2 separate regions of the Homo sapiens genome follow, and region 1 is linked to region 2. Evidence: chromatin contacts called from ENCODE Hi-C or POLR2A ChIA-PET data. All regions are on one chromosome and are shown on one strand. Each heading gives the region's core, a stretch centred on a gene start or an enhancer-like site at or near the end of the contact. The rest is flanking DNA. Distances are from core to core; before and after follow the strand shown. Region 1 overlaps TULP3 (TUB like protein 3). Region 2 holds the start of ITFG2 (integrin alpha FG-GAP repeat containing 2).

Region 1 (4,385 bases), core at 1,271-3,770, 110 kb after region 2:
AGTTTCTGAAGTACATATTACTTCAGTTACTGAAGTACAAGTACATATGACTTTAGTAACAGAGCATGTTAATAAAATGAACACCAGGCTGGGCGTGGTGGCTTATACCTGTGATCCCAGCACTTTGGGAGGCCAGAAAGGCAGATCACTTAAGGCCAGGTGTTTGAGACTAGCCTGGGCAACATAACAAGACTCCATCTCTACAAAAAAATTAACAATTAGCCAGGTGTAGTAGCACACACCTGTAGTCCCAGCTACTCGGGGGACTGAAGTGGGAGGATCGTTTGAGCCTAGGAAGTCGAGGCTACAGTGAGCTGTGATTACACCACTGCTCTCCAGCCTGGGTGACAGAGTGAGATCCTGTCTCAGAAAAAAAGAACACCAGTTCTGACCTTCTCTCTTAACAAATGTTCTTATGGATGTTAAGAAAGGAGGGCAGATAAAATGATTTGGTAGTTCTTAATTCTGATCACATATGCCAAATCTACCCAACTAGTGAATAATACTTTGCTCCTTTTTTAAAATTCATTTTATTTTGGCCCTTAGGTATTGATGGTCCAGCTGCTGTCCTGAAACCAGACGAAGTTCATGCTCCATCAGTAAGCTCCTCTGTTGTGGAAGAAGATGCTGAAAACACCGTGGATACTGCTTCCAAGCCAGGACTTCAGGAGCGTCTCCAAAAGCATGGTGAGGACTGGTAATGATTTTAAGGCAATTTGTCTCCTTACTCAATTGTAATCTTTTCCTTTCTTTTCATTGTGGGTAACAATCTACATGACTGAAAATGACTCATGGCTTAGGGCCTCACAGAGGTGACAGTGTTTAGCATCTTTTACATCTGAATGTTGGTAATTGTCAGCAATGGTAGTATTTATACTGTTGCCTGAGAAAAAGAAGATAATTAAATATAAAATACTAGCTGCCATAGATGGCCATAGATGACTGTTTGTTTCTTTTTGACTATTTTCAGTTCCCACCCTCTTCTTCTGACAGAGTTGTCACTCAACCCCTCTACTCCACCTCCATTTCATAGTTGGTGATGATTGATAGCCTTTCTTCTAGTTGGAGCTCTCATTTCCATAAATATTCCCATACATTTCAAAGGTCCCTTGTAGTCTTCTTTCCTTTTTAGAAAAATAATTTTTTTTTTTTTTTTGAGACAAAGTCTCACTCTGTCGCGCTGGCTGGAGTGCAGTGACGCGATCTCGGCTCACTGCAAGCTCCGCCTCCCGGGTTCACGCCATTCTCCTGCCTCAGCCTCCTGAGTAGCTGGGACTACAGGCGCCCGCCACCACGCCTGGCTAATTTTTTGTATTTTTTTAGTAGAGACGGGGTTTCACGGTGTTAGCCAGGATGGTATCAATCTCCTGACCTGGTGATCCGCCCGCCTCGGCCTCCCAAAGTGCTAGCTAGGATTATAGGCGTGAGCCACCACGCCCAGCCGAAAAATAATTTTATAATGAGAAGGGATTAAGCATCCCCTTTGCAGATGAGAAAACTGAAGCCCAATAATGAATATGTATTGGGTACCTACTTTGCATTAGGCAAACATTGCTAGGTCCTGGCATATATGAATCAGGAGATTCTACCACGGAATGGCATAATAAATGAACGTTTAAACAAATTTGTATATTCACTTATTTAGAAAGTATGTTTTGGCCAGGCTTAGTGGCTCACGCCTATAATTCCAGCACTTTGGGAGGCCAAGGTGGGTGGATCACCTGAAGGTCTAGAGTTTGAGACCAGCACATGGTGAAACCCTTCTCTACTAAAAATATAAAAAAAGTAGCCAAGCATGGTGGTGGGTGCCTATTAATCCCAGCTACTCTGGAGGCTGAGGCAGGAGAATTGCTTGAACTTGGGAGGCAGAGGTTGCAGTGAGCCAAGATTGCACCATTGCACTCCAGCCTGGGCAACAAGAGTGAAACTTCTCAAAAAAAAAAAAAAAGAAAAGAAAAAGAAAGTATGTTTTGAGTCCAGGCATGGTGGCTCATGCCTATAATCCTAACACTCTGGGAGGCTGAGGCGGGCAGATCACTTGAGTCCAAGGGTTCAAGACCAGCCTGGGCAACATGGAGAAACCTTGTCTCTACAAAAAATGCAAAAAAAAAAAAATTGTCTGGGTGCAGTGGCGCACACCTGTAGTCCCAGCTACTTGGGGGGCTGAGGCAGGAGGATGGCTTGAGCCTGGGAAGTGGAGGTTGCACTAAGCTTGCGATTGCACCACTGCACTCCAGCCTGGGTTACAGAGCAGGACCCCGTCTCAACAACAACAACAACAGAAGTAAAGTAAGAAAATATGTTTGAGTACATACCATATCTGAGGCAACATTCTAGGTACTTAGGATACATGAGTAAGCATGGTTCCTGCCCTCATGGAGCGCTTATTCTAATTGAAGCTTCATGCACTTAAATAGGCTAGAGCTAGAAAATCAAGGTGCTGAGAGAGCCTGACGCCTCACTCCACTTGGACACTTTCCCAGAGAAAGTGATATTTGAGCTAGTGCCTGACTCAGGAAGAGGTGCTGGCCAGTTCAGAATGGCAGCAGCTCAGGGCGTGTGGTCATAGGGTAGGAAGGGGGATGTAGAGAGATGAGCCAGGAGAGGGAAGTGGGCTCTAATTATATGGGACCTAATAGACCATGTCAGGAATTGGGACTTTATCTAAGGAGTAATAGAAGGCTGGACATGGTGGCTCACATGTGTAATCCCAGCACTTTAAGAGGCTGAGGTGGGAGTATTGCTTGAAGTTAGGTGTTCAGGACCAGCCAGGGCAACATAGCAAGACCCAGTCTCTAACAAAAAAAAATTTTTAATTAGCTGGGTGTGGTGGTACACACTGGTAGTCCCAGCTACTTGAGAGGTTGTGCTAGGAGGATTGCTCGAGCCCAGGTTATTGAGGATGCAGTGAGCTATGATCATGCCACAGCACTCCAGCCTGGGTGACAGAATGAAACCATGTCTTTAAAAATTAAAAAAAAAAAAAAATTGGGTTGGGTGGAGTGGCTCATGCCTATAACCCCAGCACTTTGGGAGGCTGAGGTGGGAGGATTGCTTGAGCCCCAGAGTTCGAGGCTGCAGTGAGCCAAGATTGTGCTGCTGCATTCCAGCCTGTGTGTAGAGTGAGACCCTGTCTCAAAAAATAAAAATTAAAAATAAAAATTAATTAAAAAAAAATAGGGCTGGGCGCTATGGCTTATGCCTGTAATCCCAGCACTTTGGGAGGCCGACACGGGCGGATCACAAGGTCAGGAGATCAAGACCATCCTGGCTAACACGGTGAAACCCTGTCTCTACTAAAAATTAGCCAGGTGTGGTGGCGGGCGCCTGTAGTCCCAGCTACTCGGGAGGTTGAGGCACGAGAATGGCGTGAACCCGGGAGGCGGAGCTTGCAGTGAGCCGAGATCACGCCACTACACTCCAGCCTGGGCGACGGAGCAAGACTCCGTCCGTCTCAAAAAAAAAAAGAGCAGTAAGAACCTGTGAGGAATTTTAAGCTGAACAATGATATGATCACAGTTGAGCTGTGGAAAAATTACTGTGTACCAGAAAGAAGGAATTGAAGGGGGAAGTCCAGAAACAGGAAAGCTATTTAGGAGATCGTTTGACTGATGATGGCCTGACCTCCAGTTCCAATATAGTGTGGTGTTTGCAAAAGCACAGGCAGGGGAGATGCAGAATTGCTCTGCTAGGGCAATGAGAAGAGACAAGAGAGGTACCAGGAGGAAGGGAGGGGGTGATTCCGCTGAACAAAGAAGGATGTGTGTCTGCCTACGTGCTAGGGGAGCAGGGAAGTAGCTGGAGCCTGACATTGTGAGTGTCCATCATGTGTCAGGCACTTGACATGTACTACCTCATCTGATTTAATAGTTGTAATAGTGCCTTGGGGGTTTGTAAAGACAGTTTTCCTGTCTTTAACATGAAGGTGACCATGGTACTTTCCTATTATTTTACTACCACTATTTTTACAACAAAAGAAAGTGAAAGATATGCGTTGGACAGATAGGATGAGTCGGAGCAAAAATAATTTTCTATTTAACCAAAGCTAAATTACTCACCCTGAGTCAACTAGCTGAAAAGTGGCAGATTTAGATTTTCTGATTCTTAGTCTGGTTCTTTATCCCTGACTGTAAACACCACACTGTCTCCTTGTGCACTGCTCTATGAAATGGCTGTTCGTTTTCAGAATTGGCCTTCCAGTGCCAGGTGAGTTAACGCCTTTTCATGTCTCAACAGGTTGCATCTTGACTATAAAACCCATTAAGTGCTGTTTTGATTAAATTCTAAGAAGTGTCAGTTTGGCAGATTATGTCCCTGTAAGTGGGTCCAATTTGCTTGTCTTAAAAGTTTCAGAGAGATCTTTGATCTCTCAAGACAGATTCACG
Region 2 (4,678 bases), core at 2,179-4,678:
GTGGTGGCGGGTGCCTGTAGTCTCAGCTTCTCGGGAGGCTGAGGCAGGACAATGGCGTGAACCCGGAGGGCAGAGCTTGCAGTGAGCTGAGATCGTGCCACTGCACTCAGCCTAGGCGACAGAGCGAGACTCCATCTCAAAAAAAAAAAAAAGTAAAAAAGAAGTTGTGATCATAATTACATGACCTTCATGGCAAACATATTCTACAATTAAAAACAGACACCCCGTGTCACAGAAAGATCCAGACCAAGAAACCCAAATGATGAGGAAGATAAAACTAAGGCACTGGGGAATCCTGGGTTGGGGTCTGATCTTAGATAACTGGGTCAGGCCAAGGCACCTGATGAAAGAAGCTGGGTGATCTCATCTCTTGTTCTGAGTTATTTAGTAATATATTTTTTTAAAACCACTTCAGAGGCCGGGCGTGGTGGCTCATGCCTATAATCTCAGCACTTTGGGAGGCCGAGGCAGGCAGATCACAAGGTCAGGAGTTCAAGACCAGCCTGGCCAATATGGTGAAACCCCGTCTCTACTAAAAATACAAAAACAATTGGCTGGGCGTGGTGGCAGTCTCCTGTAGTCCCAGCTACTCAGGAGGCTAAGGCAGGAGAATCGCTTGAACCCGGGAGGCGGAGGTTGCAGTGAGCCGAGATCGTGTCATTGCACTCCAGCCTGGGTGACAGAGGGAGACTGCCTCAGAAAAAAAGAAAGAAAGAAAGAAAAAACCATTTCAGAGGTAAAGTTTTTTTTTTTTTTTTTTTTTTGGAGACAGAGTCTCACTTTCACCCAGCCTGGAGTGCAGTGACACCACCTTGGCTCACTGCAACCTCTGCCTCTTGGGCTCAGGAGATCTTCCCGCCTCAGCCTCCTGAGTAGCTGGGACCACAGGCATGCACCACTATGCCCAGCTAATTTTTGCATTTTTGGTGGAGTCATGGTTTTGCCATGTTGTCCAGGCTGGTCTTGAACTCCTGAGCTCAAGTGATCTGCCTGCCTCAGTCTCCAAAAGTGCTGGAATTACAGGCATGAGCCTCCACAGCCAACCTAGAGGTGAACATTTTGATACTGGTTTTGGTTTTCCCACCCCTTAAAGGCCTAATATGAAGCTTAGGATTTGAACTAGGATGAGAGAATAGAGATGGGGTAGAACACGGGGTGAGGGAGCATGCAACTGCTCTGTAAATGAGAAAATGTATTCAAAGCACCAGGAATACCTGTGGGACCCAGTGCCTTTTAATGGACCTGGCCATCCCACAGTACACAACCAGAAATATGAACTTGTAACACAGTTCAGCTTCAGAATATATCTGCAGTCTCCAGTATTTGTCCAGACTTCCTCCAGTTTACTGTTCTGACCTGCTGTTCTTTCTTACCTGGCTGTCAGATCCACTGGGACATCTAGGAAAAAATCTGCCACCCCCTTCCCCCAAGAAAAGGTCTTGCCCTCCAGCCTCCTCCCACTATGTACAGACATAGAAAGTAGGGACAAGCCGGGCATGGTGGCTCACGCTTGTAATCCCACCTACCTGGGAGGCTGAGACACAAGATCTCGAGCCTGGGAGGCGGAGGTTGCAATGAGCCCAGATCGCACCACTGCACTCCAGAGCAAGACTCTCAAAGAAAAAAAAGAAAGAAAAAGAAAAAAGGGGCCGGGCGCAGTGGCTCACGCCTGTAATTCCAGCACTTTGGGAGGCCGAGGCGGGCAGATCAAGAGGTCAAGAGATCAAGACCATTCTGGCCAACATGGTGAAACCCCGTCTCTACTAAAAGTACAAAAATTAGCTGGGCGGCCGGGCGCCGGTGGCTCATGCCTGTAATCCCAGCACTTTGGAAGGCCGAGGCGGGTGGATCACGAGGTCAGGAGATCGAGACCATCCTGGCTAACACGGTGAAACGCCGTCTCTACTAAAAATACAAAAAATTCTCCTTGAGTGGTAGCGGGCGCTTGTAGTCCCAGCTACTCCGGAGGCTGAGGCAGGAGAATGGCTTGAGCCCGGGAGGCGGAGCTTGCAGCGAGCCGAGATCGCACCACTGCACTCCAGCCTGGGTGACAGAGCGAGACTCCGTCTCAAAAAAAAAAAAAATTAAATTAAATTAAATTAAAAATTAGCTGGGCGTGGTGGCGCTCGCCTGTAGTCTCAGCTACTCGGGAGGCTGAGGCAGGAGAACTGCTTGAACCTGGGAGGCAGAGGTTGCAGTGAGCCGAGATTGCGCCACTGCACTACAGCCTGGGCAACAGAGCGAGACTCTGTCTCAAAAAAAAATAAAAATAAAAATAAAAAAAAAAAAGATAAAAAGGAACAGCCCCTGGTCCAAAATCCCAGATAAGGTAGAATCATTTTTTTTTTTTTTTTGAAACACCAAGTGCGAGTCAGCCTGGGTTTTTAGACCTAAATCTAAAAATGTATTGAACACCTGTATGATTTCATAAATATTGCCCTGATTGACGAGGCACCCCAAAGAAAGGCAGAACTGGATTCAACATGGAAAGAAAGTATCCCAAGAAGCCAGCCATGAGAGTGACAGTCCCATCTGTGCTACAAGAGTAAGGCTACTGAGGTTGAGATGCAAGAGCTTTGTGCTGGGGGGCCACAAGACAGAGCAGATCCGGAATCCAGGCAACCTTCACTTCCAGCCTGAAGACTCTCCTACGAACTATGATAGTAAATGATGGAGAGGCCCTAGGGTTTGGGATCAAACAATTCTGGTTTGAGCACGCACCCCGCCCCACAATCCTTCCTTCTGCCATTTTACTTAATCTTGCTGAACCTGTTTTCCTCAGCCAAAAAAAAAAAAAGCTCGCATAGTGGCTGAACTAATTATGTGAAATATGTGAAATGTGCTTTGCAGCAGGTGGCTTTTAAACTATTGACCAGAAAACACATACACTGAAAAAAAAAATTTTTTTTACATTATAAGCCAGTATACACATATAAGTATATACAATTGAAACAAGAGTTTCACAAAAACTGTACTTACCTTACTACCTGGGAGTCACTTGGTATATTACTATTGTATTTAATTTTTTATATGCTGATTGCAACTCACTACATTGTTTTCACTCCTAATGGGTAGTTTTTTAAAAACACTTTTCAAAACCATGCAATTATCAGTTATTACGAAGATTAGTAAGATTCTCAGGAATGGTCTGATGGCTAGGAATCTTCATTGCCAGGGAAACAAAGGAAAAAGGTCAAGGTTATTAGGTCAAGCCCTTGGGAGCCCTGTTGCCAAGGGAACAGATCGACCCCCGTCAGGGTTGGTTTACCCACGGTCTGCAGCCCTGTGGAGAAAAGGAGTGGCCCGTGGGCCTGTCACTCACATCAGAGTTGGGAAGCCCGCCTCCAAGCCCGGAAGACCCGCCTCCTCTGTAAGGTTAAAGGAGGAAGAGGCAGAGATTGGAGGTTCAGGCAGTGACGTAACTTGCTGCCTTAGGTGGCCTTCCGCTCTGGCGGCTGTCGCGACGGGGGTTCAGGGAATATTTACTGGGCCTCTCCGCTCCCTCTGCTCTTGGAGGTGCCATGAGGTCAGTTAGCTACGTGCAGCGCGTGGCGCTGGAGTTCAGCGGGAGCCTCTTCCCGCACGCAATCTGCCTCGGAGACGTTGATAACGATACGGTAGGTGCATGCGCACCGCAAGAGACAGCCTGGATCTGTGCAGGGACGGGGCAAGGGAAGTGGAAGAGGCCGCCCGAGCGTGCCACGTGAGCGTGAGCATGCGCGCTGTGGCTAGTTTGGAGCGCTAGAGAGAAAAACTTTATTGATAGCTTCAGTGTTCGTGGTTGGTTTTGTTCCTTGGGAGGTTTTGTTTGTTTTTTGAGACAGGCTCCGTCTGTCACCCAGGCTGGAGTGCAGTGGCTTGATTTCGGCTCACCGCAACCTCTGCCTCCCGGGCTCGAGCGATTCTCCTACCTCAGCCTCCCAAGGGGCTGGGATTACAGGCGCCCGCCACCACGCCCGACTAATTTTTGTGTTTTTAGTAGAGGTGGGGTTTCACCATGTTGGCCCAAAGTGCTGGGACTACAGGCCTGAGCCATCGTGCCCAGCCCTTCTCGTTTTTTAAATAAATTACCACAGGTCAAGCAGGTAAAACAATGCCTGGCACACAGTTTAGTGCTCACTTAAGTGTTAGTGGTGGTGGTGGTGGTGTTAGTATTTTATTCTGTTTTTCTGCAAATCTTTACTGAACTGCTCATTATGCACCAAGGACTCTGCTACATTCTAGGAATTCAAAAATGAACGAGAGAGTTCCAGTCCTCAGATAGCTCATAATCAAGCTGTGTAATAGTCACCGGATAATAAAATGTAATGAGATGCATTGACTAAAGTATGGAGAGGATTCTCCGGTGGAGCATTAAAGGGAATAGTGTCTGATGCTCTTTTTTTTGCAGACTTTATCTTTTCATTTATCATCTATTTCATAGTTCTAATGCAAAGCACTGTATTGCCCCCTTCTACCCTCTGCCCTATCTTCCTACTCGGCCTCCCTGCTTCACAGTTCCTTAACTGTCCTGTACTTATTTCCCACCGCCCCCTAGTGCTGTGATGCAGAAGGTATCTTATGAGGCCTTTTTTGGCTCTACCCTCTCTGGGGAGGAAAGAGTTATTCTCATAAATTTGTGTTATGTTTTCTGGGCTTTCGTGTTTCTTCATGAACTGCCAAGCAGTCCAATTTTATG

What was found. Hi-C counts contacts between places; a loop is a spot of excess contacts on that map. ChIA-PET counts read pairs that join two places held with the same protein, here RNA polymerase II (POLR2A). Pooled maps may share reads with other maps.
Region 1: a loop to region 2 is called in a pooled map, with 2.4 times the contacts of the local background. The contact joins the enhancer-like site here to the promoter of ITFG2 in region 2. A Hi-C loop is called at or near these places in 1 of 50 pooled maps. POLR2A ChIA-PET finds 5 or more read pairs at or near these places in 5 of 52 experiments (AG04450, HepG2, WTC11 and 2 more).

What each region holds. Positions count from the first base shown.
Region 1 is chr12:2,921,716-2,926,100 of GRCh38, forward strand. It overlaps TULP3 (TUB like protein 3), which reads left to right. Exons shown (of 11, transcript NM_003324.5): 4 at 547-687. Among named protein-coding and RNA genes, the nearest start is that of TULP3, 33 kb to the left of the region's middle. RefSeq lists an enhancer at 1,258-1,764. Within about 2 kb of position 2,521, at least 2 of the 41 ENCODE cell types and tissues checked have a DNase peak (open chromatin) inside an H3K27ac peak, as active enhancers do.
Region 2 is chr12:2,809,240-2,813,917 of GRCh38, forward strand. It overlaps ITFG2 (integrin alpha FG-GAP repeat containing 2), which reads left to right and starts at 3,429. Exons shown (of 12, transcript NM_018463.4): 1 at 3,429-3,617. The coding sequence starts at 3,522. It overlaps ITFG2-AS1 (ITFG2 antisense RNA 1), which reads right to left and starts at 3,685. Exons shown (of 4, transcript NR_146317.1): 1 at 3,323-3,685. RefSeq lists enhancers at 2,976-3,725, 3,456-3,705 and a silencer at 3,256-3,345.